2 separate regions of the Homo sapiens genome follow, and region 1 is linked to region 2. A link is a loop called in an ENCODE intact Hi-C map of the cell type or tissue named here. Cell type or tissue: HCT116. All regions are shown on one strand. Links, peaks and the distances in the headings refer to the core of each region. The heading gives the core; the rest is flanking DNA. Region 1 overlaps ASB18 (ankyrin repeat and SOCS box containing 18). Region 2 holds the start of LOC93463 (a long non-coding RNA gene).

Region 1 (10,682 bases), core at 1,660-9,659, 870 kb after region 2:
CAATACTTTCTTTTGTTGGACTCTGTGTCCATAGAGCCCCAGTAGACATGACGCAGGGCAGGCCCCGGTAGTGGTTCAGGTCATTGCTGCAGATATATGGTAGCTGGGCTTAGAAAAGTTGCATAACCTCTGGTCTCTCAACCAAGAAATAGAAAGAACGATTATACAACACTTGGCAAATCTTAGACCTCAAAAAGAGAGAGCTATGAAATTGCCCTGCCCCTCTCCAAAATCGAATCTGAATTTGGTCCAGCTTCTTTTTTTTTTTGAGACTGAGTTTCACTCTTGTTGCCCAGGCTTGAGTGCAATGGCACAATCTCGGCTCACCGCAACCTCCGCCTCCCAGGTTCAAGCGAATCTCCTGTGTCAGCCTCCCGTGTAGCTGGGATTACAGGCATGTGCCACCACGCCCAGCTAATTTTTGTATTTTAAGTAGAGACGGTGTTTCTCCATGTTGGTCAGGCTGCTCTTGAACTCCCAACCTCAGGTGATCCGCCTGCCTCAGCCTCCCAAAGTGCTGAGCCACTGCGCCTGGCAACTGAATTTGGTCCAGCTTCTAAATCCAACTACTAATTTACAGAAAACAGAGGAAGAGCAGCATGTCCACAAATCCCACAGGGATGTAATCAGCAAAAGCCCCACAGTGAGAAATGCTACAGGACAAATAACCCAGTTCCCACCACAAGTAAGTCACATGAAACAAAAAAGACATCTAAAAATACATCACAGCAACCAGTCTCATTATATCGGCCCTAACTGGAATGATTATTCAAACAAACAAATTATTTTGTTAATATAATGGCATTTAAGAGAAATCTGTGAATTTAAACACTGATTGTATATGACGTGATATTATGAAACTTGTTAATTTCTCAGGTGCTATAATATTATCTTTGTTTCTTCAAAGGGTCATATAAAAGATGCACTGAAATACAGATAAAATTATAGGATACATGGAATTTGCTTTAATCTTAGGAGAAGTGGATGGGCAGGATCAACCATGGGTTGATGGGGGGGGCGGGGATACATGGGAGTTTATCATACTATTGGCACTACTTTTTTGTATGAAGGTTCAAACTTCTCCATAACAAAAAAAAGTTTATTTTTTAAAAGCAAATAGTGTTCCCATCTTTATGGTGAAGCTAATGGACTTGAATTATAAATTTGTGAATAAGGCAATAGGAATCTTTGCCAGTGGGGACTGTGAAAATAAAACGGAAATGCCAAGTCAAGAGGAAATTCAACAGCAAAACAATTCCTCTTCCCCAATTCTCAATTTCCTGACACATCTGAAAATTGAGGTAAGAAATTGGGAACACCATCCTCGGGCCAAACTTCCTCCTAGCAGAACTTCATTCCTTTTCTCTGAGCAGCTCTCTGGGGGCCAAGGAGGCCTGCCAAGCCACCAGCATAGCCCCCCTGGGAACCTGAATGCTTAAGCACTTGGCCCAGACTTTGGCTGGGCGGCCATCATGATGGGAAGGAGGGCTCCCTTGCAGAGCCGTTGCCTTGTGTCTTTGTGTGCACTAATTCATGTGATCCCTGCAGCAACCCTGTGGTACTGCTCTGTTGCTGTTCCCTGTGTGGCTTGGGCGTAGGGAGGTCACACAGCTAGGGAGAGCATCCCCCCACACCCCCCACCCTTTCCCCACTGAGACCCAGAACCCAGTCGGCCTACGCTGCGTCTTTCACCTCTTCCCACCAGGTGCTGAAGACCTGTGCATCTGTCCCCGCAGTCATCGAGGTGCTTTTCAACTCCTACCCTCAGCTCTGCTTGTCAGAGTCCTGGAAGGAAGTGATTCCTGAGGAAGTATTCCAGGCAAGAGGGCTGCCTTTCTGCCCATCTTTAGTACAAAACTTTTGTCTGTTTTTGCTTCTTTGCATGGGGAGTTTTGCACTGATATTCGGCTAAGTATTATACATCTGAAAAAGGAAGAATGGGAAATGAGGGTGTATTTGCACGTTTCTGGTTTTTTCTGGAGGCTCCATAATCACACAGCCAGGAGCTTGTTATAGTAGTTGCGGTGCCATGGCCTCAAGGAGCTCAGAGCCCCGTGCTGGCCTGAAAAGCGCGAGGGTTCCTTAACCAGTGTCCAAAGAAAGGCCAGAGCCGCCTGAATCCACGGGCCTAGCTCCACGTCAGGACATACTAATCCGGCCCTGTGAGTCAGCTTCATGCTCCAGCAGCTCAAGATACGACCAAGGAAGCTATGGGGATTACATCTATCCACGACAAAGTCCACAGGTGACTGTCCATTAAAAGAGAGTGAGAACAGGCCAGGTGCGGTGGCTCATGCCTGTAATCCTAGCACTTTGAGAGGCCAAGGCAGGCAGATCGCTTGAGGTCAGGAGTTCAAGACCAGACTGGCCAACATGGTGAAAGCTTGTCTTTACTGAAAATACAGAAATTACCCAAGCATGGTGGCAAGCGCCTGTAATGCCAGTTACTCAGGAGGCTAAGGCAGGAGAATCGCTTGAGCCCAGGAGGCAGAGAGTGCAATAAGCTGGGATCACGCCACTGCACTCCAGCCTGGGTGACAGAGCTAGACTCCATCTCAAAAAAAAAAAAAGAGAGTGAGAAGAGTTGTGTGTGTTTTTTCTGTTTCACTGACTTGAGTCATGTGTGCATGACTGACCACCAGACCAATGCCATGCACTCGCTCCTGAGCCCCTCCCTGGCAGAAGGGAAGAGCTGGTCATGACTTGGGGAGATGAACAGGGCCACCCCGGAGCTGTAGGGCTGCTGTGCAAAGAGGATGGAGCAAAACGGAATTCGGGGAGACCACCTGGAGCATCTGAAGTCACCCCAGTCAGAATCCCCTCTCACTCGGCAGGAACTGTGCTTTGGGAGAGCACACAAGCCCCTGGGGTAGAGGGTGGTTCCCACAAGATGGTGCGTCTCCCTCCAGTGCGCTTATCTGGGATCAGTTAGCCATAGAAAAGCCCGCTTGTACCATCAGTGGTCTGGCTAAGAAGAAAACGTATGTTGGTTCCACGTGCCCAGATTTCTAATCCACCTGCCTTCCCTTCCAGATGCACAAGCCGTTCTACCAGTCCCTCTTTGCCTTGGCCCTCACCCCACGCTGCCTGCAGCATCTTTGCCGCTGTGCTCTTCGCAGACTGTTTGGCAAAAGGTGCTTTGACCTCATCCCCCTGTTACCCTTGCCAAAGCCCCTGCAGAATTACCTACTTTTGGAGCCACAGGGTGTTTTGCACTGAAACGCAGAACGCTGCAACCAATACTGTTGTTCTCCTCGCTGACCTTCCATGGAGGCCGTGTGTTGGAGAGTGCCCTGATGCAGATGGAGGTGATGGGAGTTCCCTTCCCACTTGCTCTCCGTGGGACCGGGTGAAGCACAGACCTTGCCAAGCTTCAGGTTCACCTCGAAATGGAATTGGCAACAAAAGCCCTTTCTGCCTCTCAGGGTCGCTTGTGAAAATCCAGTGAAATCGTGACTATCACAGCACTTGGTCTGGGAAAGTACCTTTCAACAACAGTTAAGCCAAAAGGTACAGTGAGTCCTCACTTAAGGTCTTCGATAGGTTCTAGGGAACCAGCTTTAAGCTAAATGAGGTATAACAATGCCAGTTTTCCCAAGGTTAATTGATATAAACAAGAATGATGTTCCTACAGCATATTTCTGGTCACAAAAAGATCACCACACTTCTAAATAAAGACCAATACAATTCTAATAGTAAAGATTGAAATAAAGGCAAGCTACACATACCTTTAAAAGAGATTAATAACAAGTAAGATAATTATTTACCCAATTTTTGGTGAATCAGTATGTGATGGTGGTTGTCCTGCTGGTGGGTTAGATCAAGGAATAAATGTTTGCAAAACGAACCTTGTCAGGAGCACCTCCTACCACCACGAAGTTCAGAACAGTCACCAATGTGGCAGGCTTGCTAGGCCCTCTCATACCGCATCATTTATTGTCATGCATTTGGATGATTATTGTATGCCTTATGAATTTTTACTTTACAATAATTTGTATTCATTCATTCATTCATTCATTCATATTCTAATGTGCTTATTCTAGTTCAGGGTCGTGCGTGGCCAGAGTCCACCCCAGCAACTCAGTGTGCAGGGCAGGAACCAGGCCTGGACGGGGTGCTATTCCATCGCAGGGTGCTCACACACCCCCACACCCACCCACCCACACACAACACTGGGACAATTCAGACACGACAGCTCACCTCACTTGCTCAGCTTTGGGATGTGGGTGGGAACTGGAGCACCCAGAGAAAACCCATACAGACAGTGGCCTTGCCCAGGAATCAGTCTTGTTTCTTTTTTGTTTTTTTGTTTGTTTGTTTGTTTGTTTTGAGACTGGCGCAATCTTGGCTCACCGCAACCTCCGCCTCCCAGGTTCAAGCAATTCTCCTGCTTCAGCCTTCCTGGTAGCTGGGATAACAGGCATGTGCCAGCACGCCCGGCTAATTTTTTATTTTTAGTAGAGACGGGGTTTCTCCATGTTCGTCAGGCTGGTCTCAAACTCCCGATCTCAGGTGATCTGCCCGCCTCGGCCTCCCAAAGTGCTGGGATTACAGGCATGAGTCACCATGCCCTGCCGAATCAGTTTTGTTTCTTATCGGTGTTATAATAAAATGACATTAAACAAAACATTATTTAAGGACCTACTGTATATGTATTTTTCCAGTGTGTTAGCAGCCCTCATGCTGCCCCTGAGCCTTGGGACCGTCCCCTCACAGAGAGGCCTCTCACCCCGCTGGGGCCCGACCACCCGGGGAAACTCTGTACCCTAGATCACAACGGACCTGCATGTTGAGAAAGGACACTTGCAACCAAGGCACGTGCACCTGCCCAGGGCCTGTCGGTGCTCTCAGTGCTCCCAAGCATATTACAGCCCAGAGCTCCCCCGGAGGACACCGGCAGGATGGTGAATGGAAGTTTCCATCCTGTGTGAGTCTTCATGTGACACCCTCACCAAAAGCCACTGCTCCAGCTCCAGGAACAGTCTGGGAAGTCAGATGCCAGGAACAGACACAGGTTGATCAAAGGGGCCTTCAGCTCAGCCTGAGCGTCACATGCCAACAGAGATGCTCTAGACAACAAGGACTATATCAACCTTGTCTTATTTTCTCTATTCCATATATATATACACCTTGGGGTAGAGGGTGGTTCCCACAAAATGGTGCATCTCTCTCCAGTGCACTTATCTGGGATCAGTTAGCCATAGAAAAGCCTGCTTGTCCCATCAGTGTCTGGCTAGGAAGAAAACGTATGTTGGTTCCACGTGCCCAGATATATATATGCCAGAATCTCACTCTGTCACCCAGGCTGGAGTGCAGTGGTGCAATCATAGCTCACTGCAGCCTCGACCTTCTTGGCTCAAGTGATCTCCTGCCTCAGCCTCCCATGTAGCTGGGACTACAGGTGCACACCACTGCACTGGGATCATTTTTTCTATTTTATATAGATGATGGGATCTCGCATGTTGCCCAGGCTCTAATTCCTGGCCTCACGTAATCCTCCTGCCTCTGCCTCCTGAGTAGCTGGAATTGCAGGAGTGAGCCCCCTCCCCCAGCTTACTTTCTCTATTCAGATGCTTTGACATCTGGGGCCTTGCTGACCCAGGAGGAACTGACTGCCCCCCACCCACCAGGCTTAGCTGGTTCTTAGCAACAGTAAACAATTCCACACAAAGCATGCTTTTCCAATGTTAGCCAACCAATCTGGAGCCCAGAGCCCACACCTCAACCACCTCTTATATCCCACTCTTTCTCACATGCCAGACCACTGTCTACTCCAGAGCAAGTGCCACACAACTTGGGAAAGTCCTATGCCCCAGAGTCTGCTGAAATTATCCAAACTAGACAAACTTCAGCCTTGCCCTCTCTTGCCCATTCCTCCCCTGCCTCCTGAAAGACCCTGGGGCTTCCTCATGGGCTGCCCCCATGTCATAGCATACCCTCTCCTCTTAGGAACAATGATCAATAAAACACCTTTTCAATAGCAGTCATCTCCTGATCTGTTGGCCCTATGAGACATCAAATTTTCTATGAATACACTGTATTTTAAAGCAAAGACTCTTCATGTTCATCCTCCAAGGACAAGCAGTGGCTCTCTTTTTTCCATTACAGCCAGCGCAAGGTGCTGCCCCAATGAACCTCAGAGGAGACACTCCCTCTGTATTGGTCTGTTTTGCATCACTCTAAAGGAACAGCTGAGGCCGGGCAATTTATAAAGAAAAGAGGTTTATTCAGCTCACAGTTCTGCAGGCTGTACAAGAAGCATTGTGCCAGCATGTGCTTTTGGTGAGGCCTTTCAAGAAGCTTTTACTCATGGCAGAAAATGAAAGGGAGCCAGTGTGTCACATGGCAAGAGAGGGACAAGGGAGAGCGAAGGAGGTGCTGGGCTTTTTAACAATCAGTTCCCAAGTGTACTAATCCAGCAAGAACTGACTCAATACTGCAGGGAGGTCACCAAGGCCCTGTGACCCAAACGCCTCTCATGAGGCCCTACCTGCAATGCTGGGGATCAAACTTCAACATGGGATTAGGAGGGAACAAATATACAAACCATACCACCCTCCCATTGGTAGAATCTGGAAAGGGAATTCAGACCCCAGCAAATAACTGCAGGGTGAGGTGGGATGTTATATGCACCATAAGTAAAGCCCATCATGGAGTGAAAGGGGGGCCCAGGCAGAGCCCAGGAAGTGAGGATGGACATCATGAAGGAGTTAGCCAGGGTGCACCTTGGTGGACAATCAAGTTTTAACACAGTGGACCTGCCCAGGGAGTGATAAGACAGCATCCCCCAGCTCCATCAGCTGACCCACCTTCACCCACCCTTTGAGATGGACAATTGATCTGTCCTACAAAAGGGCTACGTAAACCCAGCTTCAAGACCCCTCAGATCCCCATCCCAGGCAGATGACTCTCCCCAAGCCTCTCCTACATAGACTTTCAGGAGTTACCACTGCCTCCAAAGGAAAACTTGAATGAAGGCAGGTGTGCAGGGAAGTACAGGGTTCCATGGAGGGATAGTGATTTATCCTCCTGGCTAGGAGGATCCCCATGCTTTGGCAGCTGGAAGGAGGCAAGGCTAGAGAAGGTGGGGGCAGATCAGGAGGTACTTGGCTTCCAGACCAAGTATTCTGAACTTCACTGGACAGGCTGTGAGGAACCACGAAGCAAGTGAGCAGGTTTGGTCTCAGTGGGACTCTAGGAAGATTGCTTTGTCCTGGAAAGGGAAGCAATACACTGGAAGATGAGTAGCAGCCCAAGGTAACACCTTAGAGATAGGTTCAGAGCTTCTCCACTGACCAAGAACAATGACTTAACTGAAATTGGTTCAATTTGCTTACCTGGGAAGTGAACATATCTGCGCCTCTCTCACTTACTTAGGAATTAGTAAGATGTCTGGTGTAAGGCAGGTCTTCACCAAATTTGAAGGGATCTTGTTGAAATGCAGATTCAGACTCTAGAGGTTTGGAGTGGGGCCCAGATTCTGTGGCTCCAAGCATTTGGATGTTTCTGTTAACCTTGGATCCTGATCTGCAGGCCCCACTGAGCAGAGAAACTGCAAAAACCCAGGCCCAGAGCCCAACCCAGAGAAAGAACTTGATAAATGGTTCCTTCTGTTATTAGGATTGTTTTATCATTAGAAAAAGAAAACAGCCCAATATTAAGATAGAGACTGTAAAAAATGGGGAAAAAAATAGCAAATTTTTTTTTTTTTTTTTTTTTTTGAGACAAGGTCTCACTCTGTCACCTAGGCCAGAGTGCAGTGGCTTGAATGTGGCTTACTGCAGCCTCGACCTTCTGCACTCAAGGGATCCTGCTGCCTCAGTCTCCCATGCAGCTGGGACTACAGGTGCACACCATCAATTTTTTTATTTTTTGTAGAGATGGGGTCTCGCTTTGTTGCCCAGACTGGTCTTGAGCTCCTGGGCTCAGTAATCTGCCTGCCTTAGCCTCCCAAAGTGCTGAGATTACAGACATGAATCACCATGCCCAGCCAGCAATGTTATTTAAATAGCAAGGGTAAGAACAGTAAGAAATACAGCCACCATGGCCTCTAAGGAGCACAGTCCTCATTGAATTCTGAAAATGGAAATATGCCTGTCTTCTAAGACTATACCCTCCAGCCACCCCTTCCACCCCACCCTACTATAGAAAACAGTTTGGCTGACTTTCTAAAATTTTAAATATGTATTTAAGAGTCCTGGAAGAAGGCAGAGCTCTTTTAAAACATACTGACGATCGAGACCATCCTGGCTAACATGGCAAAACCCAGTCTCTACTAAAAATACAAAAAATTAGCCTGGCATGGTGGCATATGCTTGTAATCCCAGCTACTCGGGAGGCTGAGGCAGGAGAATCACTTGAATCCGGGAAGTGGAGGTTGCAGTGAGCTGAGATTGCATCACTGCACTCCAGCCTGGGTGACGGAGGGAGACTCCATCTCAAAAAAAAAAAAAAAAAAAAAAAATACTGACTTGGCCAAGCATGGTGGCTCCTGCCTGTAATCCCAGCACTGTGGGAGGCCAAGGCGGGTGGATGACCTGAGGTCAGGAGTTCGAGACCAGCCGCTGACCAACGTGGCAAAACCCCGTCTCTACTAAAAATACAAAAATTAGCTGGACACAGTGGCAGTTGCCTGTAATCCCAGCTCCTTGAGAGGCTGAGGCAGGAGAATCACTTGAACCTGGGTGGTGGAGGTTGCAGTGAGCCGAGACTGCACCACTGTACTCCACCCTGGGTGACAGAGCAAGACTCTGTTTAAATAAATAAATAAATGAAAACATACTGACTTTACACTTCTAAAAATCTAATAAATAATAATCAATTATTAGGTTTCCAAAAGCTTATTTTTCCCCAAATTGCAGCTTAAAAACAGCAACACGATTCTCACAGTGATCCCCAAAGGTCCCCCCATAGCTGCCTGAAGTTTTGCCAACATGGAGGACTTATTTCTTTTTCATTATTTTCACCCCTAAGAATTTTTAAATTCAGATGCTCCGGGGAAGAGTTAATCCATGAAGTTCCTTTGGAATAAACCATTCACTCATTTGTTGATTTATTTTTAATTTTTTTTTTTTTTTTTACATTTTATTGTGGTAAAAAGCACATAATATAAAATTTTCCCGACCGGGTGCGGTGTCTCACACCTGTAATCCCAGCACTTGGGAGGCCAAGGCGGGTGGATCACGAGGTCAGGAGTTCAAGACCAACTTGGCCAAGATGGTGAAACCCCGTCTCTACTGAAAATACAAAAAAAAAAAAAAAAAATTAGCCAGGCGTGGTGGCGGGCACCTGTAATTTAAGCTACTCGGGAGACTCAGGCAGAGAATTGCTTGAACCTGGGAGGTGGAGATTGCAGTGAGCAGAGATCGTGCCACTGCACTCCAGCCTGGGAGACAGAGTGAGACTCCATCTCAAAAAAAAAAAAAAAATTCCTCTTAGCTATCTTAAGTGTACAGTTCAGTAGTGTTAAATAGATTCACACTGCTGTGTAATAGTTCTCTAGAACTTTTTCACATTGAAAAGCAACTCCCTGTTTCCCCTCCCCCCAGCCCTGGCAGCCACCAGTCTACTTACTGCCCATAATTTTGACTGCCCTAAATACCTCCAACTAAATGGAATCATACAATATTTGTCCTTTTGCAGCTGGCTTCTTTGATTCAGCGTAGTGTCCTCAACATTCATTCATGTAGCATGCCACAGGATTTCCTCCTCCTTTTTTTGGAGTCAGGGTCTTACTCTGTCACCCAGGCTGGAGTGCGGTGTCATGAACACAGCTCACAGCAGCCTTGACCTCCTGGGTTCAGCTGATCCTCCTGCCTCAGCCTCCTGAGTAGCTGGGACCACAGGCACACGCCACCGTATCTGGCTAACTAAAAAAAAGAAAAATGTTTTGTAGAAACAGGGTCTCGCGCCATGTTGCTCTAGCTGGTCTTGAACTCCTGGGCTCAGGTGATCCTCCCACCTCGACCTCCCAAAGTGCTGAGACTATAGGCATGAGCCCCCAGGCCTGGCCTCTTTCTTTTTAAGAGCTGATAGGCTGGGCGCAGTGGCTCACGCCTGTAGTGAGCACTTTGGGGGTCCGAGGCAGGCGGATCACGAGGTCAGGAGATCGAGACCATCCTGGCTAACATGGTGAAACCCTGCCTCTACTAAAAATACAAAAAATTAGCCGGGCGTGGTGGCAGGCGCCTGTAGTCCCAGCCGCTCGGGAAGCTGAGGCAGGAGAATTGCCTGAACCTGGGAGGTGGAGGTTGCAGTGAAGCGAGATCACACCACTGCACTTCAGCCTGGGCGACAGAGCGAGACTCTGTCTCAAAAAAAAAATAAAAATAAAAATAAATAAATAAAAGCTGAATAATATTCTGTTGTATATACCACATTTTGTGTATCCACTCATCTGTCAATGGACACTTAGACTGTTTCCCCCTCTTGGCTATGGTGAAGAATGCTGCAATGAATATGGGTGTGCAAACAGCTCTTCCAGATCCTACTTTCAATTCCTTTAGATGTATACCCAGAAGTGGGATTGCCAGATGATATGGTAGTTCTGGATTTAATCTTTTAAGGAACCTCTATATTATTTTCCATAGCAGCTGCACAATTTTACCTTCCCACCAGCAATACGCAAGAGTTCCAATTCCCCCACATCCTCATCAACACTTACTATTTTCTGGGTTTCTTTT
Region 2 (10,682 bases), core at 890-8,889:
TATGGGATGGGAAAATAAAGTTCTTTACAGAAAGTGAGTAGGCCAAAGTGGCATTATGCATACAATTATAGGATTTTGATGATTTTGCTGTTTTGTTAAATAGCAATCTCACTGCAGAATTTAAATGTAATTGCTCCTATCATAGAGCCCTGTTCTCCTAAAGGGAGGTCAGTTGCTGGTTTGTGTAATAAGGATTCTGGTTGGCCTTTGTGGCAGGTTCCTCAAAAGAACCTCTAAAGCTTAGGATTACCTCGCCCGGTAATCTAATCTGCTTTCTTTCTGTCAGTGGAGCTGGAAGGAACCGAGAGGCCGGTGAGACATTAGCCCGGCCTTGAAGACATCGGCTCCACCGAGCAGCAAGCAGGCCCCAGTGGTCTCTGCTCTGCCTGGAGGGGGACAAGGGTGGGGATGCATTTTGGGGCTGAAGCTTACACCCCAGTGCTTCCCTGAGAAGCCCCGATGCTATGGGCCAAGATAGGGTCCCGGCTGCAGGCAGGCTTCCTGCGTGGGCTCACGTGAAGTCACACAGCTGGTGTCTCGTTGTCCATTGTTGACCCAGTTTCCTCGAGGTTGGCTCCCTCTCAGACAGGCCCTCCGCCCGGTACTGCGGCAGCGATAGCCTCGCATCGTCTCAGGCTAGTCCAGCAGGAAGAAGGGAGACTCTCTTTTTGGGGAGTCCCAGCCCCGGCAGTGTCATGTGCCCACGTGGACCAATCACTGTGGAGACGGTAGTGAGATGCTCTGATTGGCTTAGACCCAGGTCATGTAATGGACCCTGCCCAGAGTCCCCGGACTTAGAGGCAGGGCGGAGTGCTTTCCCAACTTAAGTGTGGATGGAGTTACCAGGCGAATCCGTCGTAGGCGTCAAGATCAGCGGATGGCAACCAACATTTGTAGAGTGGTCACTGCCTGCAGTAGGGATAATGATGTCCAACCTCCAAGTTGTTGAGCGAGTTCAATGAATTAATACATGTAAAGTAGTTAGAACAGTGCCTGGTGCACAGCAAGCTCTCAGCAAATGTCCACTGTTTGCCAAGCAGCAGTCTCAGCTCCTCTTGCACCATATTACTTCATCCTTATGGCAGCCCCATCAAGTGAGTGCTGTTTTCTCCACTTTACAAATGAGGAAACCAAGGCTCAGAGGGGTTAGGTAACTTACCTGAGGTCACACAGCTAGTGAGAGATGGAGTCAAGATTTCAACCAGGACAGTTTGACCTCAGAGTGTGGGTGCTTAATTCTTCCACAATGCTACTGCAAGAGGGATGCCCGTTCTGTATACATGCCCGTTCTATATATTAGAGCCAATGGCAGTAGGCTGGAGGGAAGTGTATTTAAAGCACCCCATAATATAATAGTATAAATAGGATTCTCCCAGTGGTCAATTTTCATCCTGGTTTTAATTTGGAAACCCTTTAAAACTACATTAATGCTTTTCAGATACAATTCTGAAACATGAGGACTAGCAATACCTGTCATCCCAGCAGCCAGAAAGAGTTAATGTAGCTTCCAAGGCTTTGTAACTTACAACGAGGGAGGAACTTACATGCTGGGAAAGTGTAATTCAGTGAATAATGGGAATCTGGATTAATTCCCAAATAAAGTTGTTATCATAAGAATTTATGAAGAGGGAAAAAAGAAATTTAGCAGAATCTCCAGGGGCAGATATTAGACATGAAAATCAAACTTTGCAGTGCTTTAAATGTTATTTATCACGTCTTTTTCTTTTCTGTGTCCGGCATCTGGAGCCCCAGGCCTGTGATCATATTGTTTTAAATGGACAGGATCACAAGTGGCTGCTCTCACGTGGAAGTAAGGGCAGGGAAAGACAAATGAGGCACAGATGAGACACGAATGTGTTCTGTGTTTGTGAACACAGAACACAGGATGTAGGTGGTATGCCCAGCTCAAGTTCAGCACTGAAAACCCTTTTCTGGGAGCTTAACATCAGGATTTTTTCATTAAGTCAATCAGAGGATACTGGGAAGTTAAACAAAGTAGTCCTTTCCCCCCTTTATCTACTTGTATCCCAGGATCAGTGGGGCTTAACTGTGTGTGAATTGGGGTGATGAGGTGTCAGCTTTTGTTCATCCCCTGCAGGGGTCCTGGTCAACTTCTAGGAGAAACCTTCAGCCAAGGGACATGGGGAGCTGCTTCCCATCTAAACAGAAGCCAAGCCAAAACAACTGCCATTGTGAGCTCAGCCGGGGTCAGCGTGTGCCATGCTGTCATTGCGTGGGGTTTCAGGGAGGCCTCTAATGACACCAGTAATTCCTTCCAGCAGGTTGCAAATCCTGAGATTCCTTCAAAACTAGTCCATTGGAGGCCAGGCGTGGTGACTCATGCCTGTAATCCCAACACTTTGGGAGGCTGAGGTGGGTGGGTCACATGAGGCCAGGAGCTTGAGACCAGCCTCACCAACAAGGTGAAACCAGGTCTCTACTAAAAGTACAAAAATTAGTGGGACATGGTGGTGCACGTCTGTAATCCCAGGGAACCCAGGGAACTAAGTTCAGCCAGCAACCTAGCAGAGCAGGGACGGGCCTTCCCCAGAGCTCCAGGAATGGATGCAACTTGCCAATACTTAGATTTTAGTCCAAAGAGATCTGTACTGAACTACCGACCTGCAGAACAGATCACAAACTTAGGCTGTTTTAATCCACAACGTTTATGGCAATTAGTTACAGCAATCAAAGATTCACACTGGGGTACAGAGGAAAGCTGTGCCTGCCTCAAAGTGGCCCCATAGCCTGAGCCCTGTGGTGACAGGGCTTTGGGCAGAGCATGATGCAGCAGTTTTTGGGTGTGCCCAGGTTCCCAGGTATGATGCCCAGTGGGTGACAGGGCGTTTTGCCTACCTTGGTACGGAGCGCAGCCTGGCCACAGCAAGGACAGGTGCTCAACACCATGGGGTCCTCAGGAGTCTGCCCCGAGTGTTCTCCCAGAGGGCATCTGCAGCCATGGTGGAAGGGGGTGCAGCCCTCCTCAGCTCTGTGACCAGCAGGTGGTAACAAAGAGAGCTCAAGAAAAGATGCTCAGAGATGCACAAATCTAACTGTGGGCCTTGGCAGGGCAGCTTCGCTGCTGCTTTACATGGAAGGAGTTAGAAGCTAGTAGAACTTGAATATCTACAGCAAGCTGATCATGTTAGGGAAATTCAAGATAAACAAGCACATTTTCAACCTCTGTGAGCCTTGGTATCCTCATCTGTACAATGGGAAAAATAATAGTTCCCAAAGAGTTATTATGAGAATGAATTAAACACCATGAGCCCAGGTGCCTGCCTATACCCGGTGCATGGAGCCACTTTGTTCCGGTTCCTTCCTCCATCTCCCCATCTTGTCTCTGACTGTGGTTTATTCTGGGATGACACCCCGGCTGTACCTGTTTGCTTCAGACCTTGGCAGGGCTTATCATGGCACTTCACGAGGCACCTTTGTTTGTCCAATGTGGAGCTATGCCAGCATCTGCAGTTGCCTTGGCTGAGATGCCTCCACTGCTCCCGGGTGCAGGATGGGTCCTCATGTGGAGGGATGCGGAGTTTCCTGGTGGGTGGGGCAGCGCTTTCCGTGCTCCAGGTGTTTGTGGTTGAAGTCGACTGTGATTATAGACTAGGGGTGGTGGGCTGCTGGGAGGGTTCCTGTTCTGGGGATTGCCCAGACCCACTACGTTACGCCGAAAAAATCCCAGCAAGTTGCTGAAGGGGGGTGTAGGAGTGAGGAGAGAGAGATTTTGAGCAAAATGGGCATGTGGAGGGACTGTGTGTGTGGGCGCTGTGTAGGGCAATGGTCCCCCGGGGGTGGCCCCAGACAGACCGTGTGGGTGGCACATCAGCTGTAATGGGACACCTGGGCCTTGGGCTCAGGCTAGCAACTTAATGTTCAGTCTTAATTCCAGAAAGTGGGACGAGCCTACTGGGGCAAGCCTGAGATGGGTCTGAGCCCTCGAGTGGGAAGGGTCTGGTAGGGTGGGAAGAAGGCAGGATGGGCTTGGGAGGAGAGGCCAGCCCGAGTGTGATAACCAGGTTTCAGCAAGCACGGGGACCCTGACATTGTGTTCTTGGGAAATGCAAAAGGCAGACCACAAGGTGGTGCTCACTACAAAAGAATTCCAGGACCAGGCAAAACCCGGAGAGTGCCAGCTTTTTATTCACCCCGGATTTTCGAAAACAGCAATATGGACAAAAGATATTTGAGGCTCTCCTGGGCATGCTTTCCCTTTTCTTCTTTTATGTTGTTTTTCTAGTTTGTTTCAGGCAATCTCGCCCTGCATTATTGGAAAGTCTTGTTCAGAACAGTTGGTGTCTTCACAGTGACCGCAAGCACTAATGAATACACACACACACATACACACACCCTGCGATAGGTGGCTTTCTAGATCGATACCCCCACCCCAGGGCACTGAGAGGGGTAAAGTCAGAGCCGGGCAGGGTGTCCTTCAGGATGTGACCCTGTGATTTTGTCCTCTTCCTGAAATTCTCAGGATAGGGAGGATTTCAGTTTGATGCAAATACTCTATTTCTATAACACATATTTTTGCTTTTTTGTACCACACAATCCTCCATCGTCTCTCACTTTCCCCACACACCATTACATGTGTCATTAACTCTCAAGGTCCTGCCAAGACAAGCAGCTCCCCTTCAGCTGTTGAGAGCGATATGGGACTCACCCTGCCCAGCGCATTGCCGTGAGGTGAAGCCCGGGGGACGGGGGCAGAGGTGTGCTGGGAAGGAGCCCAGACCTTGTTAACTTTGCATACAAGAGTGTTTTGTATCCATGTGGAAACTCACATAAGCAGCAACTTATCATAGTTTTTTCCTTCTTATGTCTCTTGGTGTATTGTATATGTGTGAATGTGTGTAAATAAAATGTTAATTTCAGTGCAGTCTGAGATACCCTCACTGAATCCTACCCACCTCTCCCAGCCAGGCTGATTCAAGGGGGCCCTGCCCCGCATCCTTCCTGCTCTACCGGCCATCGCGACGCCACCTTCCATGAGCTCCATTTCCAGGACTGGCCCATCTGGGCATCACAGTCCCAACCACAATGCGTGTTTGGTCCTTGGGGCTTCCTGGATAACTTGGAGCTTTGTGAGAACTCCAAAAGGATTTCTTCTGAAGAACCAAACCCATGTTTCATAGGCGACACGCAGTTTGCTCCTTTCAACATGCACACAAAACACACATGCATGAAACAGCAAATGAGAGCAGCCTCGGCATGATCTGAGAGTCTGCCAGTCCCTTCCTCACCAGAGCAGGGCTCAGAACCATACTCCTCACATCCTCGGATTCTGGGGTGCAGCCCTCAGGGACAGCTTGGGGCTGAGGCCAGAACACAGTTGGCAGGGCCCAGAGCTTCTCCCCTGACCCCACCTAGCACGTGGCTCAGAGCCAGTGGGGCTGGCCAAGGGTTGCTTTTCCAGTATGGTTTGCTCATTTTCTTTTGCTGCTCTTGTTCTCGCTCTCACCTGTACTCTCTGCTCTGTCCCTGCTCCTCAAGGGTTTCAAGATCAAGATGCTTATTGTCGAGAACTGTCTTCCTTTCAAAAATGGCTTACAGTTCTGGCCTCCAAATGCAGGATTTTAGCTACACTGCCACATCATTCAACATTTAAAAAACAAAACAAAAATAGTTCACATTATTATAATTTTTCCATTTGCTAATGGGCAAATGAGGAGGGTCGAAAGTGCAACTGCCTGCAGAACACCTTGACAAAATCTGCAGAGAAAAGGTTTCATTTCTGTTTTTAGTCAGGAACTAGAAAATGCTGTGCCTCATGACTCCTGTAGACGCTCCTTCACCACTGAGCTGGGCTTCGCTTTATAGTGGGCTCATGGGTTCCATTTAAAATATTAACCCTCAGCAGAAACTCAAATTTCAGGTGGATTTAGAGTTTCCTACGGCTGTTGCTTCACATGTCATCTGGAGAAGGCCCCCTGTGCAGTCTTTGCAACTTTCCACAGATAAAGGTGAAAATAATGCAAGAGGAAAACAGATGACGGCCTTTCCCTAAGGCAGAAACTGGGAAGAAGGGAAGCCTGAGAGGAGCAAAAGGACCTGATGCCATGAGTGGCCTCAGTGTGAAATGCGGAGGGCCTCAGTTTGTGTCCCAGCACAGAGACTCTCTACACAAGGTTTTGTTCTTGTTTGTGTTTTTAACTTTTCTCCCATCCCCTGACGGAGACACCTGTGCCTGAGCTCCAGGGGAACTCGGCAGCGCCCATGCTCCATTCCTTGGATGCTTCTGTGAGTTGAGCAGAAAGACTTTCTTCTCATTTCTATCAATCACCTTTCTTTGCTCTCAGCCCACTCACTTCCCCATCTTCTACACCTCACGGAAGCAGGAAGGAGGGGCTGCCGAGGACCCCAGGAATGCGGCCCCAGGAGTCACCATGCAGATGAAGAAGGGAGGCGCCCTCATATTCGGGCAGCCTGGGAACTGGGATGTGTTCCATGCAGTGACAGCTCCCAGCGCTCTGAAGCCATGACAGCGGAGGAGGCAAGGCAAGACCCCTCCTGCAGAACAGCCACCTGCAGGGGAGATCTGGCGAGGAGTAAGAATCGGGTAGATTTACGCCAGGTCCCCTAAGAGCGGTGCAAAGAAATGGATCAAATAGGCAAGCATTTCATCAGGGAAAATGCCTAAGAGAAATGCGGGGGGAAGCTGGGTGCAACTGGAATAGCCTTCAGACTGTGGTGTGAGTCTGACCCCAGTGAAGGAAAGAGGAGGGATGGCTGCGAGGAGGTGGCCCCAGGAAAGTTCTGCAAAGCCACCGGGCATCCTCAACCCTGAACCAGAGGACTCAGCCCAACCTCTCCCCAGAGTGGACCTGCACTGCCTTGCTCAGACACTGGCTGGGAGCAGCCTGTGAGAAATGTGGCTGCATGCAAATATTTAACCGTCAACAAGCCACAGCTGAGGAAACATGGCCACACAACCGTATTAGTCCATTCTCGCACTGTTACAAAAAATACCTGAGACTGGGTAATGTATGAAGGAAAGAGGTTGAATTGGCTCACAGTTCCACAGGCTGTACAGGAAGCGTGGCAACATCTACTTCTGGGGTGACCTGTGGGAGTTTTTACTCATGGTGGGGGCAATGAGGGAGCAGGCATTTCACCTGGCAGGAGCAGGAGGAAGAGAGAGGGGGGAGGTACCACACTTTTTTTTTTTTTTGAAAAGAAGACTTGCTCTTTCGCCCAGGCTGGAGTGCAGTGGCATGATCTCACCTCACTGCAACCATTGCCTTCTGGATTCAAGCGATTCTCCTGCCTCAGCCTTCCGAGTAGCTGGGATTACAGGCACGTGCCACTAAGCCCGGCTAATTCTTTTATTTTTAATAGAGATGGGGTTTCATCATGTTGGCTAGGCTGGTTTCAAACTCCTGACCACAAGTGATCCACCCACCTCGGCCTCCCAAAGTGTTGGGATTACAGGTGTGAGCCACTGCTCCCAGCCTGCACACTTTTATACAACCAGATCTTGTGAAAACTCTTGTCACTATACAGTACCAAGGGGAGATGGTGGTAAACCATTCATGAGAACTCTGCCTCCATGATCCAGTCATCTCCCCCAGGTCCTCCCTGACACTGGGGATTACAATTCAACATGAGATTTGGGAAGGGACACGAGGCAAATCATATCAACAACCATTTGGAAAGTCATATGCAATGGGAGAGAGAAATCATGGGAAATAATATAAAATGAATTCTTTTCAGCAACGAAATCTGCTGACATCAAGATAAATACATATATACATGCATATATACACACACGCATATATTTAATATGAAGTCTGCTTCAAACTCAAACAATAGAGAGATGGATTTATGCATATCTGAAAATGAGCACTATACCTCTATTAAATAGGTAATATTGAAAAATACCCGATGGCATAGAATAATGTTCTGAAATGAAAATAACGGGTGAAAAGCAGTAAATACAAAGTAAAATGTCATGTTTCATAAAACTTCTTACCAGTGGTTCTCTCTGTGTGATGGGATTACAGATGATTTTTGTTTTTTACTATTTTCTTACAAAAAGATCACATGTCGTTTTGTACCTTCAAGAGATTTTAAGAGCACCATCGCATGCGTCTGGCTCTCCTAGTATGTCAAGGTGCCTGCCTCTCATCTGTGGGGTTGCAGGTCGGCACCGCTGGGGGAGTGGAGAGTCTGTGCTCCTTCTGTACGCTGCTGCCTCTGCTGCAATGAAGTTTATGAGGGAGCCTCCAGCCACTGGGGACTGGGGTCTTATTGTCCCTCTGCTCGTCCTCTAGTCAGAACTGAGTGCCCCCGGAATTGACATCTCCCAGGGATGGGGTTGAGAGTGCCGGGAGGCAGGATATGCCAGCCTGAGTTCACAGCCCTTGCTGGCCCCTCTGGGTAGGGGCTGAGCTGGGCTTCATGTTATCCACCTCGGGGGTCAACCAGTGCTGCCCCCAGCATGGTTTGCAGCAATCCCCTTCTGCTTGTCAAATCTCCAATAGCCCCCTCCCTCTGCAGGCTGCCCAGCGCCAGAAAACACGCTGGGCAGGTTCTCCCAGGTTGTACTCCAGGCTGAGCACAGATGCATGTGGCGTCCCCACTGCCAGCACTGTTAATTAAGCCATGTCCAAGGACCCACAACACCACACAACACCTAGGTATTAAGCAGACCCATTGGAATGTAACTCCAGTGAATGCATTCCCGTCCTGTTACATGACTCCGTGAGGTTCTATACGCAAAGACCCTAATCTGTTAACTACTCTTTGGGGCTATAACGTAATCTCCCTGCCAGTGATCTGGATTTTTAAAAAAATGGATTATTCATCTCTAAGGTTTTTGGCCCCTGTCTTTTCTGACCATAGGGGGAAAATGTCTGGCAGAAGCAAGCCTTGGCTGGCCATGTGCACCTCATTCCATGCCATTCCAACAGTTGCTGTGCTCCCAGGCTTATATAAGAAGAACCAGTTTTCCCACTTCATGATTTTGCAGCTTAATGGGATGGATATGGTATGGCTTACTTAGAGGCCTGGTCTCATTTTGACAGTCTTTTGTGCACTTTACATATTCCAGGCACTTTCATTATTACTGGAAAAGTGAAAGTGGACATTGGCAATGGGTTGGCCTCCACAAAAAGCCATGAGAATCAAACTGTATAAACCAAGCTAGGAACGCCCAGCCAAGTTTATTCTAAAGCATTACCTCATATTGCTGGACAGCTGTCTTTTGGCTAAAACTGGGGAAAATGTCAATTCAATTCCTATTTTAGGGGTCAGAGTTATAGAACATTAATGAAAGCACTGAGCTGTACTTACTGTATCCATCAACAGGAAGAGAATAACTTAGCTTCTAGACAGGCACAATCGCAGACGTACACAGAGGCTGGAAGACGGTGCACACCATTGAGATACGTGTCTCATCCAGCCCGCCACATGCAGCCGGAACCAGGCCACCGCCTGGGTGTCCCTTGTGTCCTGTCCTCCTACCTCTTCTCTCTGGTCCCCACATTCCTTCCAGAGTTTCTCATACATGGATTGCTCCCAGGCTCCCTTCCATTGGGGGCCAGAGGTTCTCACAGAGCACAGAGAAGGGGACCATTCGCCCCTGGGACCATCAGGGGAATGATCTAGAAGTCAAGCAAATGTTCTAGCCCTTCAGGGTCTTCAAGGTGAGTCGCTTGGGGTGAACGAAACATTTCTCATGCGCACAATGGCTCTCTCATAATGATGAGGCTGCATCCTGCCTGCTAAGTCTCCCTTTCTTTACTCTTTGTTACTGAAGATCTTCCTACCGGGAATGAGAGAGTGAAGGGAACAAAAGTTTAGCTGAGAAAACACGTCCCTTCATCCACCTCATATCCCCACTGTGATTGCACGCACCACCCCCATCTCTAGCCTCACTTTTTTCTCAGCCGACTTGTACCCGACTGTTCTAGGGAGATTACGGGGGAAGAAGGCTGAGGTAGAGAGCAGGGCCTCTATACATTTAAGCTCATAGAGATACAGAGCATATGAAGATATGGGAATTCAGAAGAGTTCCGTCCAACAGAAATGTAATGTAAGTCACATAGTAACTTTGAGTTTTCCATTAGCTGTATTCAAAACAGAAAATATAAAACAGGCAAAATGTATTTAAATACTATAACTTATTTAACCCAATATATCCAAAATGTTATCATTTTGTCATGTTACCAATTACATGATGAGCTTATTAATGATCTTTTATAGTTTTCGTACCAAATCTTTAGTGTGTATTTTCTACTTATTTTACATCTCAAGGCAGATGCTAAATTTTCATCAGAACTACTTGATCTGTATTTAAATTTCATAAGCTTTGCAGTTAAAAACTCAGATTCACACACCTAAGTGTCTCCAAAGATACTTCAAAGTTTTCCAATAACTGAATCAAGTCCCAGTTTTAATTTACAATTAAAGTAAAATAAAAATTAAAAATTTAGTTTCTCAGTTGCACTAGTCACACTTTAAATACTCAGTAGTCACGGGTGGTTAGTGGCTGCCACATTGAGCATGTGGATTCAGAATCTACATGTATTTTGTTTCCAAAGATTGTAAAGTAACAGCAGCAGCAGCAGCAGCAGCAGCAGCAGCACTTGAATATGATACCAACAAACAGGAAGTGTCAGGAAGACGCCTTGCAGAACTGTCAGCCTGTGGAGTTGTTTCCCCAAGAGAGTTTGGAG

What was found. Hi-C counts contacts between places; a loop is a spot of excess contacts. Peaks named below come from ENCODE experiments on the same cell type or tissue, not always from the same donor. Only the 100,000 strongest peaks of a DNase experiment are listed, where the experiment ranks them.
Region 1: a loop joins it to region 2, with 4 times the contacts of the local background. A loop is called at or near these places in 6 of 110 quality-filtered maps.

The regions. Positions count from the first base shown.
Region 1 is chr2:236,187,409-236,198,090 of GRCh38, reverse strand. It overlaps ASB18 (ankyrin repeat and SOCS box containing 18), which reads left to right. Exons shown (of 6, transcript NM_212556.4): 5 at 1,706-1,819; 6 at 3,034-4,632. The coding sequence ends at 3,219. All of the region lies in intron 1 of GBX2-AS1 (GBX2 and ASB18 antisense RNA 1), which reads right to left. Among named protein-coding and RNA genes, the nearest start is that of GBX2, 24 kb to the right of the region's middle. In HCT116, for the core only: a CTCF peak has its summit at 4,902; no DNase peak of the experiment used is centred there.
Region 2 is chr2:237,054,357-237,065,038 of GRCh38, reverse strand. The region is part of intron 1 of COPS8-DT (COPS8 divergent transcript); the gene reads left to right. It overlaps LOC105373950 (a long non-coding RNA gene), which reads right to left. Exons shown (of 3, transcript XR_007088140.1): 1 at 251-10,682. It overlaps LOC93463 (a long non-coding RNA gene), which reads left to right and starts at 8,872. Exons shown (of 7, transcript NR_135202.1): 1 at 8,872-8,992; 2 at 9,313-9,650; 3 at 9,918-10,039; 4 at 10,548-10,682. RefSeq lists enhancers at 3,962-4,011, 5,549-5,658, 7,934-8,433. In HCT116, for the core only: a CTCF peak has its summit at 4,091 (motif pointing right); a DNase peak (open chromatin) is centred at 4,068.